Linked DNA regions of Homo sapiens: all the other regions are linked to region 1. A link is a contact called in ENCODE Hi-C or POLR2A ChIA-PET data. All regions are on one chromosome and are shown on one strand. Each heading gives the region's core, a stretch centred on a gene start or an enhancer-like site at or near the end of the contact. The rest is flanking DNA. Distances are from core to core; before and after follow the strand shown.

The links. Hi-C counts contacts between places; a loop is a spot of excess contacts on that map. ChIA-PET counts read pairs that join two places held with the same protein, here RNA polymerase II (POLR2A). Pooled maps may share reads with other maps.
Region 2: a map of testis shows a loop between it and region 1 (2.7-fold over the local background). The contact joins the promoter of IMPDH2 here to the promoter of C3orf62 in region 1. A Hi-C loop is called at or near these places in 3 of 168 maps with a recorded cell type or tissue (ascending aorta, naive thymus-derived CD4-positive, alpha-beta T cell and testis) and 9 of 50 pooled maps. POLR2A ChIA-PET finds 5 or more read pairs at or near these places in 3 of 52 experiments (CD8-positive, alpha-beta memory T cell, MCF 10A and WTC11).
Region 3: a pooled map shows a loop between it and region 1 (2.9-fold over the local background). The contact joins the enhancer-like site here to the promoter of C3orf62 in region 1. A Hi-C loop is called at or near these places in 3 of 37 single-sample maps with no recorded cell type and 8 of 50 pooled maps. POLR2A ChIA-PET finds 5 or more read pairs at or near these places in 6 of 52 experiments (B cell, BJ, activated CD8-positive, alpha-beta memory T cell and 3 more).

The regions. Positions count from the first base shown.
Region 1 is chr3:49,275,482-49,278,861 of GRCh38, forward strand. C3orf62 (chromosome 3 open reading frame 62) reads right to left here and starts at 1,751. Exons shown (of 3, transcript NM_198562.3): 1 at 946-1,751. The coding sequence starts at 1,391. USP4 (ubiquitin specific peptidase 4) reads right to left here. Exons shown (of 22, transcript NM_003363.4): 21 at 3,333-3,380; 22 at 1,663-2,970. The coding sequence ends at 2,812. RefSeq lists an enhancer at 1,365-1,434 and a silencer at 1,575-1,774.
Region 2 is chr3:49,027,908-49,031,287 of GRCh38, forward strand. It overlaps IMPDH2 (inosine monophosphate dehydrogenase 2), which reads right to left and starts at 1,491. Exons shown (of 14, transcript NM_000884.3): 1 at 1,346-1,491; 2 at 851-899; 3 at 524-625; 4 at 341-415; 5 at 1-9. The coding sequence starts at 1,443. QRICH1 (glutamine rich 1) reads right to left here. Exons shown (of 10, transcript NM_198880.3): 10 at 1,800-2,737. The coding sequence ends at 2,545. RefSeq lists enhancers at 624-1,226, 1,227-1,828, 1,282-1,491.
Region 3 is chr3:49,442,635-49,446,014 of GRCh38, forward strand. No RefSeq gene overlaps it. Among named protein-coding and RNA genes, the nearest start is that of NICN1, 15 kb to the left of the region's middle. RefSeq lists an enhancer at 1,514-1,863. Within about 2 kb of position 1,562, at least 19 of the 41 ENCODE cell types and tissues checked have a DNase peak (open chromatin) inside an H3K27ac peak, as active enhancers do; they include B cell, where a contact is called at or near this core.

The DNA of each region.
Region 1 (3,380 bases), core at 501-3,000:
CCTTCCTATGAAGCAGCCAAGATGGCAGAACTTTGAAGTTTTTTTTTTTTTTTTTTTTTTTTTTTTTGATACGGAGTCTCGCTCTGTCGCCCAGGCTGGAGTGCAGTGGCGTGATCTCGGCTCACTGCAAGCTCCGCCTCCCGGGTTCATGCCATTCTCCTGCCTCAGCCTCCCGAGTAGCTGGGACTACAGGCGCCCGCCACCACGCCCGGCTAATTTTTTGTATTTTTAGTAGAGACAGAGTTTCACCGTGTTAGCCAGGATGGTCTCGATCTCCTGACCTCGTGATCTGCCCGCCTCGGCCTCCCAAAGTGCTGGGATTACAAGTGTGAGCCACCGCGCCCGGCCTGAAGTTTCATCTCATACATTCATCCCTTCTCCAAGTCAAGGTGCCTGGGACCAGGCAATTTCAAGTTACTCGGGAGAAGAAAAAGTCTAGAAGAGACCTGGTGATGGTCCAAAAAGATCTGGGGTAAGAGCGGGGAGCAGAGGCAAAGATGAAGCCAGGAAGTAGGGCCCAGCCTTCAATTAAGCCTCTCCCTAATGTGGGCAAAGGAGGGTATCAAAGGCCCCAGTGTCCAGATTCAAACACAGGAGTTAAGATGGAATTAAGACTTTTGTTTCTGCAACTTAAAAAATAAGGTTATTTTTAAAACCCGGTTATTTTACATCCACTACCCCTTTGGGTACTGCAAAGTGGTTTCCATGACTGGTTTTTGACATCAACGATTGACAACTAGCCCCTCAACTGGAACATATACACAAAATATAACTGTTTCCTAGGCCAGATTCTGAAGAATGTCTGTCAACTCCCCAAATGCAGTCACAGAGCTGCCAAGAGGAGGCAAGAGCACTGTCATGAACTAAATCTAGGATCTTCAACAACTTTTTCAGAAACAAGAATCCCCTTAATTGTAGCTGTTAAACCATCAAAATTAGAATCACCTTAAATTTTCTTTTCTCCAGTTTTCCCCCTCTCCTGCAGTTCTCCAAGACTCTCTTTCAGGTGCCAAAATGGAGGAATGCATCAATACATTTTCCTTGCTGGTTAGAGGTTTTCTCTCGGGGCACAGAGCATGTGGTTTTGCATTTACCGGGGCATGGTTTGTTGCAAAGGCAGGGTTCTCATTCTCAGGAGCACATGGGACAGCAGCAAAAGGAGCAGCAGAAGAGCAGGCTGCCAGAGGATGTCTTCTGCAGAGGAGCCTGTGCACGGGCAGCGAGAAGGAGAGCGGCGCGGCGCTCAGTTCCAGCCTCTGCTGGCCTGTGCACTCCTGGGAATAACTAACTCCTTCAAAGGCCCGGTCAATGGCTGCAGTCAGTTCCTTTCTGCATCTTCTTAGTTTTTCAGACATTTCTCCTAAAAGCGACCATGTCTTTATGTAATGCATTGGAAATGCACAGGACAACACAATAATGTTACAAATGAGGCTGCAAACTACCCCTGAATGGCCACGATTTCCTGGAGCTTGGCCCTGGCTATAGCAGGACCCACAACCCTCGGGCTTTCCTCCTGGAGTAGGCGGTTCTCGGCTCTCGCGGAGGAACCCGCCATCTGCCAGAAGCCCCAAAGACGCCCCGCCCCACTTCCCACAGCTTCCTGGCCCGCCCCGCCGCTGCCTCCCGCCCCACCGCGGCTCCCAGGCCGCTGGCCCTACCGGCACCCCCCCTTTGGCGAGTCGGCAGCCACGTCCTTGTCCTCACCCGCAGCGCAGTGACGCCGACCCATCCAACGGTCATCGCATGCGCGTGCCCCGCGCAGGCCCCAAACCCCCACGGATTAGGTTGAAGGTCAGACAAAAAATCCCGGACCCATACGTCCGGTTCCTTAAGGCCTTGCCCACACGCAGCGGCTGGCCCCGCGGTGGGAGTGGGGACGGGGCTTTCGAATGGGGGCCCCGGGAAGAGTCTTGGCAGGGATGAGGAAAGAACCCGTTCTAGAAAGCATCTGGGTAACACCAAAATGTATTACTACCCTAAATCGCCATGAACTGGAGCCCTTTCCCGGCTAACTCCCACAAAGATTTCTGTTCTCAAGCCAACATGGAAACAACTAGACGGGACACAGCACCGGGCAGTTTTATGTACTGACTTCCTTTAAGCGTTATCTAATAAAAAGTGTGTTATCTAATAAAAGTTCCACACAGTATTTAACCGTCTTAATTCATCTAGGGTAGCAGGGGATATAACAGAACTGCTGGGTTCCACAGGAGGTTGAGGGGCCAGGATCCCCAACACTAGATATCTTCCTTAGCGGGGAGAAAGCTGGAAATTACAAGATGACTCAACGGAGAAATGGGCTTCAGTGGGTAACTTTCAGAAAATTATAAACCCATATCAGTGCACATAGCGAGGGAAAGGGGAGTTTACTTGAGGTTTGGGTTACTGTGAGCAGACTACTTGGGGTGACTAGTATTGGCATCAGAACCAGAAATCCAGGCGCTCAGGGCAGCCCTGCAGGTGGGGTGGGTCTCCAGGCTGCTCCATACTCAGCGCCTGTGTTCCTCTCCATTCTTCGGGATCCATCAGACATACTCCATTGAGTACCCCCATCCCACCCCCTTTTCAGCTTCACAGGTTTCACAGAAATTTCTCACCACCTGTTTAAAAATAAAAATAATTCAGCCTCTTGACATAGCTTCTTCTAGGTAAACGGTCTTCTTTTTTTTTTTTTGTTTCCTTCTGCTCATAAAAGAAGGGTATTTCCTTGTCTGGTTTTTAGACAGAACACTAGCAGTCTGCAGAGTGTCAAAGATGTTCTCCTGGGGGATTACACTGGCGCTACAGGGTGGCAGGATCGTGGAGTCAGCATTAGTTGGTGTCCATGCTGCAAGCCTCATCATCCCCAAAGCCCTGCTGAGAGCTGCTTGGTCGTGTCCCTCCATCAGAGGAACCAGAACTGCTAAGTGAAGGTGTCTTATAAAATTCATCATCTCGACGTTGGTAAAATAGCACATAAGCTGCTTTAGTCTGAAATACAAGAGGGGGAAAGACCATTCAGTGCTTGGAAAAATCACCCATTTTCCCCAGCTTTTCTCTAGCTGTCCAAAACCCTCAAGGATCTGCCATATCCACACAGAGGAGACCCTTCCACCTGAGGATGGCTGCCCCTGCCAGGCAGCAGGAAATGGAAGGAGCCTTGTGCAGAGAACTCTGAGGAGAGCTGAGCTTCTCATTTATGAAGGTCCCTGAAGGAATGCCAGCCAGCTCTGTCACACCTAGCTCCCACTATCACATCAGGATGATGAAATAACCAACTAGCCTGATAGAGGCTCTTCCCAGCTTTAATCCATAACGACATGAGGAAGAACCACATATCATGGCCTACTCACCACTATCTGATCCTCAGAGGCCAGGGACACGTTGCTATCATCAAAGTA
Region 2 (3,380 bases), core at 241-2,740, 250 kb before region 1:
TTCATATTTCTGGAAAGGGATGGTGAGAAAGGGCATCGCATCTTTGAACTACTTTCATCAGGCTCTTGATCTGAAGCATGGGGTCTCTGCTTATCGATCCCTTTGGCAGTGCCACAAGACCAAATCACACCAACACATCTTAGAGACATGGGTAGGCTGGAGGCACTGTACACCTGGTCTATTGCTGCTGCTTTAAGAAACAGAATCTCAGGGTCTTCTCAGTAACTGAACCCCATGGTGGGAAGAAAGAATACTAAATTAGAATAAACCCCTACTCCCACCCCACCCCACCTCAGTGCAATTCCCAGGAGCGCTTGCTAATGATCGTTGCCCTTCTGACCTTCACTTTCCGAACTTCATTGGCCTGGAATTCAGGTGTACAGTTGTGGTGGATGAAGCCAATACCGCCTGTAAGCTACAGGATAAAAAGAGACTACTACTAAGTGACAAGAAGCAGGACTGAATGCCTTTGGGGAAAGGCGATGGAGTCCTTGCTCCTTCCCCCACACCCCATGGGGCTCACCGCCATTGCTATGGCCATCCCAGCCTCTGTGACTGTGTCCATGGGAGAGGAAACCAGTGGGGTCTTAAGAGTGATTTTCTTGGTCAGAGCAGAAGTCAGGTCCTGAGGAGACAAACGTCAACCAGTGTGGGAAAGCATCCCTTACACCTCAAGGTGTTACTGAGTCCCCCACAAAAAGGCACTTTTGTATGACCTGCATGCTAACAAGCAACATGATCCTATAAAATCCACCCCCAAGCCCAATCTGGTGAGTTAGCCCAGAGACCAGGTGATAGTAGCACCTTAGCTCACCTTGATGTTCAGGACCCAATTCCTGATCATACTCACCACCTGGTCTGCAGTGAAGTCGATGTACCCAGGGAGAATGAGAAAGTCACTGCGAGGGAAGGGAGTGAATTGGGAGTAAAGCTCTCAGCTTAGGGCAGCATGAGACTCCATCCCCATGTACCAATCAACCCGTAACGCATGTGAGCAGAGAGTGGCACTGACAGAGTCTGTGTGTCACAGGCACAGCACAAGGTGGAAATGGGTACAGGGGACCTTTTCTGCCACCGAGCTGTCATCAGTGCTCCTGGCACCCTGACAATTCCATGTGTCTGGAGCATGGAATCTCCGGCCTGAGATTCCAAGCACTACTGAGATGCTTCTCCGTACCCCAAGCACCGCTCCAGATGTCTCAAAGTGAGCCCCGGAGGTGGGTGGCCAATTCCCGAAACCTGTCCCCCACGCCCACGCCCAAGGCGGCTCTCGGAAGCCCCCATCTGGCCTTTTCCCCAGGGTGCCGCCCCTCTCTTCGCCCAGGTGAGCCCCATAGGCCCGCACTTGTAGGTGAGGCCGTCTCCGCAGTTGAAGAGCTGCTGTGCTGTGAGTCCGTCGTCTGGCACGTAGGACGTGCCCCCACTAATCAGGTAGTCGGCCATGGCCAACACAGGACACCGCCGCGTGTCTCCGAGGACCGCGCCGCAGAGACCTCTGCCGTCTGGGCCGCGCCAATATAAACCAGCCGATTTCGTCACTGCGCTGCGCGCGACGCTGACGTCAGGGCGTAGTGCGCGCGGGCGGAACCTACCCGCCTCGCTGCGGCGGGGGCGGAGCTGGCGCTGAAGAAACAGCGCATGCGTATAGCACATAGTGGCCTTGTCACTGAGGAGCTGCCACTTCACGTCCCACCCCACACTCCCCGCAGGACCTCGGCCAGTTCAATTAACAGGCAAGGGTTTACTTCTACTGTCCCGCCGGGCTCCTCCCCAAAATAAAGAGACGTTGTTCACTAACATGTTGAAAAGACGTGCTTGTCATTCTTAATAAACAACTAGAGTAAGAATACATAAGAGAAACAGAGTGGTATCTTTATATGATACACAAGTGTATGTTACAAGAATTCCATCAGGCACAGGAGCCTCAGGTTTTAAGGCCTCAATGTTAGGCCAACAAAAAAAAAAAAGGCATGGTAAAGTTTTTACTTTTACATCTAAAATGTCACTTGTCATAAAGGAGGGTGTAATAGAAATTGTCTTTAATAAATCATAATTGAAGTTCCCCTCATTTTTCTTCCATTAAGATGCTAAGTTTATGTCTGATCATGAAGAAAGAAAAGAACATCGTTCCCCTGTGGTCAGCAAAGTCTGTCAGCCCAGTGGAAGTCGGCTGGGGAGATTCCCTCCAGGGTCCATCCATCATTAATTCCATCTCTCTTGAAGATGGAAAGGGGCCACATTTCTTTTCACAGTCCAAGCCCTTTCCCCAGGCCCCAGACAAAAAAGAGTCAGCCAGCAACTTTCTAGGACATATGACACTCAAGGAAACCCAGAGCCACCATCGGCTGAGGAGTCTGCCGCAGCAGGTTTATGAAGATGCAAAGGGGGCAAAGTTTTCTTTTATATTTTAAACAGAAGCAGCCTGAAAGGCTTCGTAACTACACCAATAAAAAAAAGAAAAAAAAAAATGGAGGCCTCTTCTTTAGTGTGAAAGTCTGTCTGGTTTTTCCTGGCTGGTTTCTCTTGTGCCATGGCCAAGGCATCTCAGTGCATAGTGCTTGCATTGGCCACTGCGATGGCCTCCTGAATTTCTCTTATCACCAGGATCCGCGTCAGCATTTGTCCCATCTGCTCTCTGCTGATAGGCTGGACTGAGTACCAGATTGGGCTGTTGGGGGCCACCACTGGCTCAGGTGTCAGGTAAAAGGTGTCATTCCGGCCTTTCACACTCTGGGGGCTGAAGAATATGCGGATAAAAGTTGGGTACCACCAATATAACTTCAACCCTCCCACCCTGAACTTCCCAGACAGATGCTGTCTGCAAACAGTAAGGCCCCAAGTTATTGTGGCACAGCTACTGAATTCCATGCAGCCACCACACACTACATCCTGGTCCTCCTTTGGGACTACTGCAAATCCCCCAAATGTTGGGTTACTTCCCCTCTGCCCCTCCTTCCCACAAACCAGCTGTGATCCATCACTGACTGCACCAGCCTAGGGCTCTCATGGACTCATGTGAGTCTATCCTTATCCTACTTGAAGCCAGCTTCACTGCTCAAAGCGTCTATCTCCAAGTCTTTGCGCTTTTTTTTTTTTTTTTTTTGAGATGGCGTCTTGTCTCCAGGCTGGAGTGCAGTGAGGTGATCTCAGCTCACTGCAACCTCCGCCCCCTTGGTTGAAGCGATTCTCCTGCCTCAGCCTCTGGAGTAGCTGGAACCATAGGCACGAGCCACCAAGCCCAGCTAATTTTTGTATTTTTTAGTAGAGATGGGGTTTTTCCATGTTGGCCAGGCTGGTCTCGAACTCCTGACCTCAGGTGATCCACCCACCTTGGCCTCCCAAAGTGCTTGGATTACAGGCGTGAGCCACGGTGCCCAGCC
Region 3 (3,380 bases), core at 312-2,811, 170 kb after region 1:
CCACCTCAGCCTCCCAAAGTGCTGGGATTACAGGTGTAAGACACCACACCCGGCCGAGACAGAGTCTTGCTCTGTCACCAGGCCGGAGTGCAGTGGTGTGATCTTGGCTCACTGCAACCTCCACCTCCTGGGTTAAAGTGATTCTCATGCCTCAGCCTCCTGAGTAGCTGGGATTACAGGCATGCACCACTATACCCAGCTAATTTTTGTATTTTTAGTAAAGATGGGGTTGCACCATGTTGGCCAGGATGGTCTCGATTTCCTGACCTCGTCATCCCGCCCCCTTCGGCCTCCCAAAGTGCAGGGATTACAGGTGTGAGACACAGTGCCCAGCCATTTATTTTTTGTTGTTGTTTTGTTTTGTTTTTGAGACTGAGTCTCACTCTGTTGCCCAGGCTGGAGTGCAGTGGCGCAATGTCTTCTCACTGCAACCTCTGCCTCCCGGGTTTAAGCAATTCTCTACCTTAGCCTCCCGAGTAGCTGGCATTACAGGCGCTTGCCACCACACCTGGCTAATTTTTATATTTTTAGTAGAGATTGGGTTTCACCATCTTGGCCAGGCTGGTCTTGAATTCCTGACCTCGTGGTCCACCCGCCTCAGCCTCCCAAAGTGCTGGGATTACAGGCGTGAGCCACTGAGCCCAGCCTGGTCTTTTTTTTTTTTTTTTTTTAAATGAAGTTTCATTCTTGTTGCCCAGGCTGGAGTGCAATGGCGAGATCTCAGTTCACTGTATCCTCTGCCTCCCAGGTTCAAGCGATTCTCCTGCCTCAGCCCCTGGAATAGCTGGGATTATAGGCATGTGCCACCACGCCCAGCTAATTTTGTATTTTTAGTAGAGATGGGGTTTCTCCATTTTGGTCAGACCGGTCTCGAACTCCCGACCTCAGGTGATCTGCCTGCCTCGGCCTCCCAAAGTGCTGGGATTATAGGCATGAGCCACCATGCTGGCTGTACAGGTGGATTTTTAAAGGAAAGAAGAAGCAATTCCTGAGTTGTTACCAATAACTTATATTAAAATAACATAAGCCATTGATTGCTTATATATTGTTTCTTTTTTCTTTTTTTTAATTGAGACAGGGTGTCACTATGTTCCCCAGGCTGGTCTCCTGGACTCAAGCAATCCTCCAGTCTCAGTCTCCCAAAGTGCTGGGATTACAAGTGTGAGCCACCCTGCCCAGGCCCCATTGCTTCTTTATATCACAAATTCCAGGAGCATGAAGATAATGGGTGAGGCAGTCAAGAACAAAATGACTTTTTTTTTCAAGACAAGCTATTGCTTCTGTCACCTAGGCTGGAGTGTAGTGGTGTAATCATAGCTCACTGCAGCCTCAAACTCCTGGGCTCAAGCACTCCTCTTGGGACTAGCACTAGGACTGCAGGCTCAGGCTACAGCAAGAATATTTTTCTTTACTTTTTTTCGTAAAGACAGGAGCTCACTATGTTGTTCAGGCTGGTCTCAAACTCCTGGCCTCAAGGGATCCTCCTGCCTCTGTCTCCCAAAGCACTGGAATTACAGGCATGAGTCACTGTGCCTGACCCAAAATAACCTTAAGCAACTGCCCCCAGGCATGGGCTTGAGGGAGGGAGCATGACTGAAGTTTCATACCGGAAGTCTCTCTGTGCCTGCACACCACACATAATTCAGACTGCTCTGAGCTATTTTTTCTTACAATTTTTTTCTTTTTTTTCTTTTTTTCTTTGAGACAGAGTCTCGCTCTGTTCCCCAGGCTGGAGTGCAGTGGCATGATCTCGGCTCACTATAACCTCCACCTCCTGGGATCAAGCACTTCTCCTGCCTCAGCCTCCCAAGTAGCTGGGATCACAGGCGCCCACCACCACGCCTGGCTAATTTTTAGTATTTTTAGTAGAGACGGGGTTTCCCCATGTTGTCCAGGCTGGTCTCGAACTCCTGACCTCATGTGATCTGCCCGCCTCAGCCTCTCAAAGTGCTAGGATTTTGAAAGTGCCAGGCGTGAGCCACTGGGCCTGGCCATTTCTTATAATTTCTTTGTGTTCATTTATTTATTTATTGTCTTTTTTTTTTTTTTGGTGGAGAATGGGGTCTCGCTATATTGCCCAGGCAGGTCTGGAACTCCTGGGCTCAAGCTATTCTCCTGCCTCTGCCTACCTAAGAGCTGGGGTTACAGGTGTGAGCCACCACGCCCGGCCATTCATTCATTCATTCATTCTTTCTTTGAGACAAGGTCTGGCTCTGTTGCCCAGGCTGGAGTGCAGTGGCCTATCTCAGCCATCCTCCCACTTCAGCCTCCTGAATAGCTGGGACTACAAGCATAGGCCACCCTACCCAGCTAGTTTTTGTATTTTTTGTAGAGACTGGGTTTCATGGTGTTGCCAAGGCTGGTCTCGAAACCCTGAGCTCAAGCAATCTGCCCACCTCAACTTCCCAAAGTGTCCTTATATTTAAAGTAAGACTCTTGGGGGCAGCATATAGCTGGATCTTGTCTCTTTTAATCCATCTTCCAATCTTGTCAAAAACAAAATCACAACAAATTTAGTTTAAGGATCGCTTTTTTTTTTTTTTTGAGATGGAATTTTGCTCTTGTTGCCCAGATTGGAGTGGAATGGCGCAGTCTCAGGTCACTGCAACCTCTACCTCCCAGGTTCAAATGATTCTCCTGCCACAGCCTCCTGAGTAGCTGGGATTACAGGCACCCGCCACCACACCTGGCTAATTTTTGTATTTTTAGTAGAATCAGGGTTTCACCATGTTGGCCAGGCTGGTCTTGAACTCCTGACTTCAGGTGACCCACCTGTCTTGGACTCCCAAAGTGTTGGGATTACAGGCGTGAGCCACTGTGCCCAGCAAGGATCTCCTTTTTTTTCCTTTTTTCTTTTCTTTCTTTTTTTTTTTTTTTTCTGAGATAGAATCTCTGTCGCTCAGGCTGGAATGCAGTGGAGTGGCTCACTGAAGCCTTGAACTCCTGGGCTCAGGTGACTCTCCCATCTCAGCTTTCTGAGTAGCTGAGACTACAGGTGCACGCCACAGTGCCCAGCTAGTTTAAGGATCTTAACTGGCTTTTATCTATGATTCCACAATCAGGCAACACTTCATTCTATAAAATAGAATGAGGCTGGGCGTGGTGGCTCACGCCTGTAATCCCAACACTTTGGGAGGCTGAGGCAGGTGGATCTCTTGAGGCCAGGGGTTCAAGACCAGCCTGGCCAACATGGTGAAACCCCGTCTCTACTAAAAAATGCAAAAATTAGCCAGGTGTGGTGGCACATGCCTGTAATCCTAGCTACTCCAGAGGCTGAGGCACAAGAATCTCTTAAACCCGGAAGGTGGAGGTTGCAATAAGCTGAGATTGCGCCACTGCACTCCAGCTTGGGCAACAGAGTGAGGCTCTGTTTCAAAAAA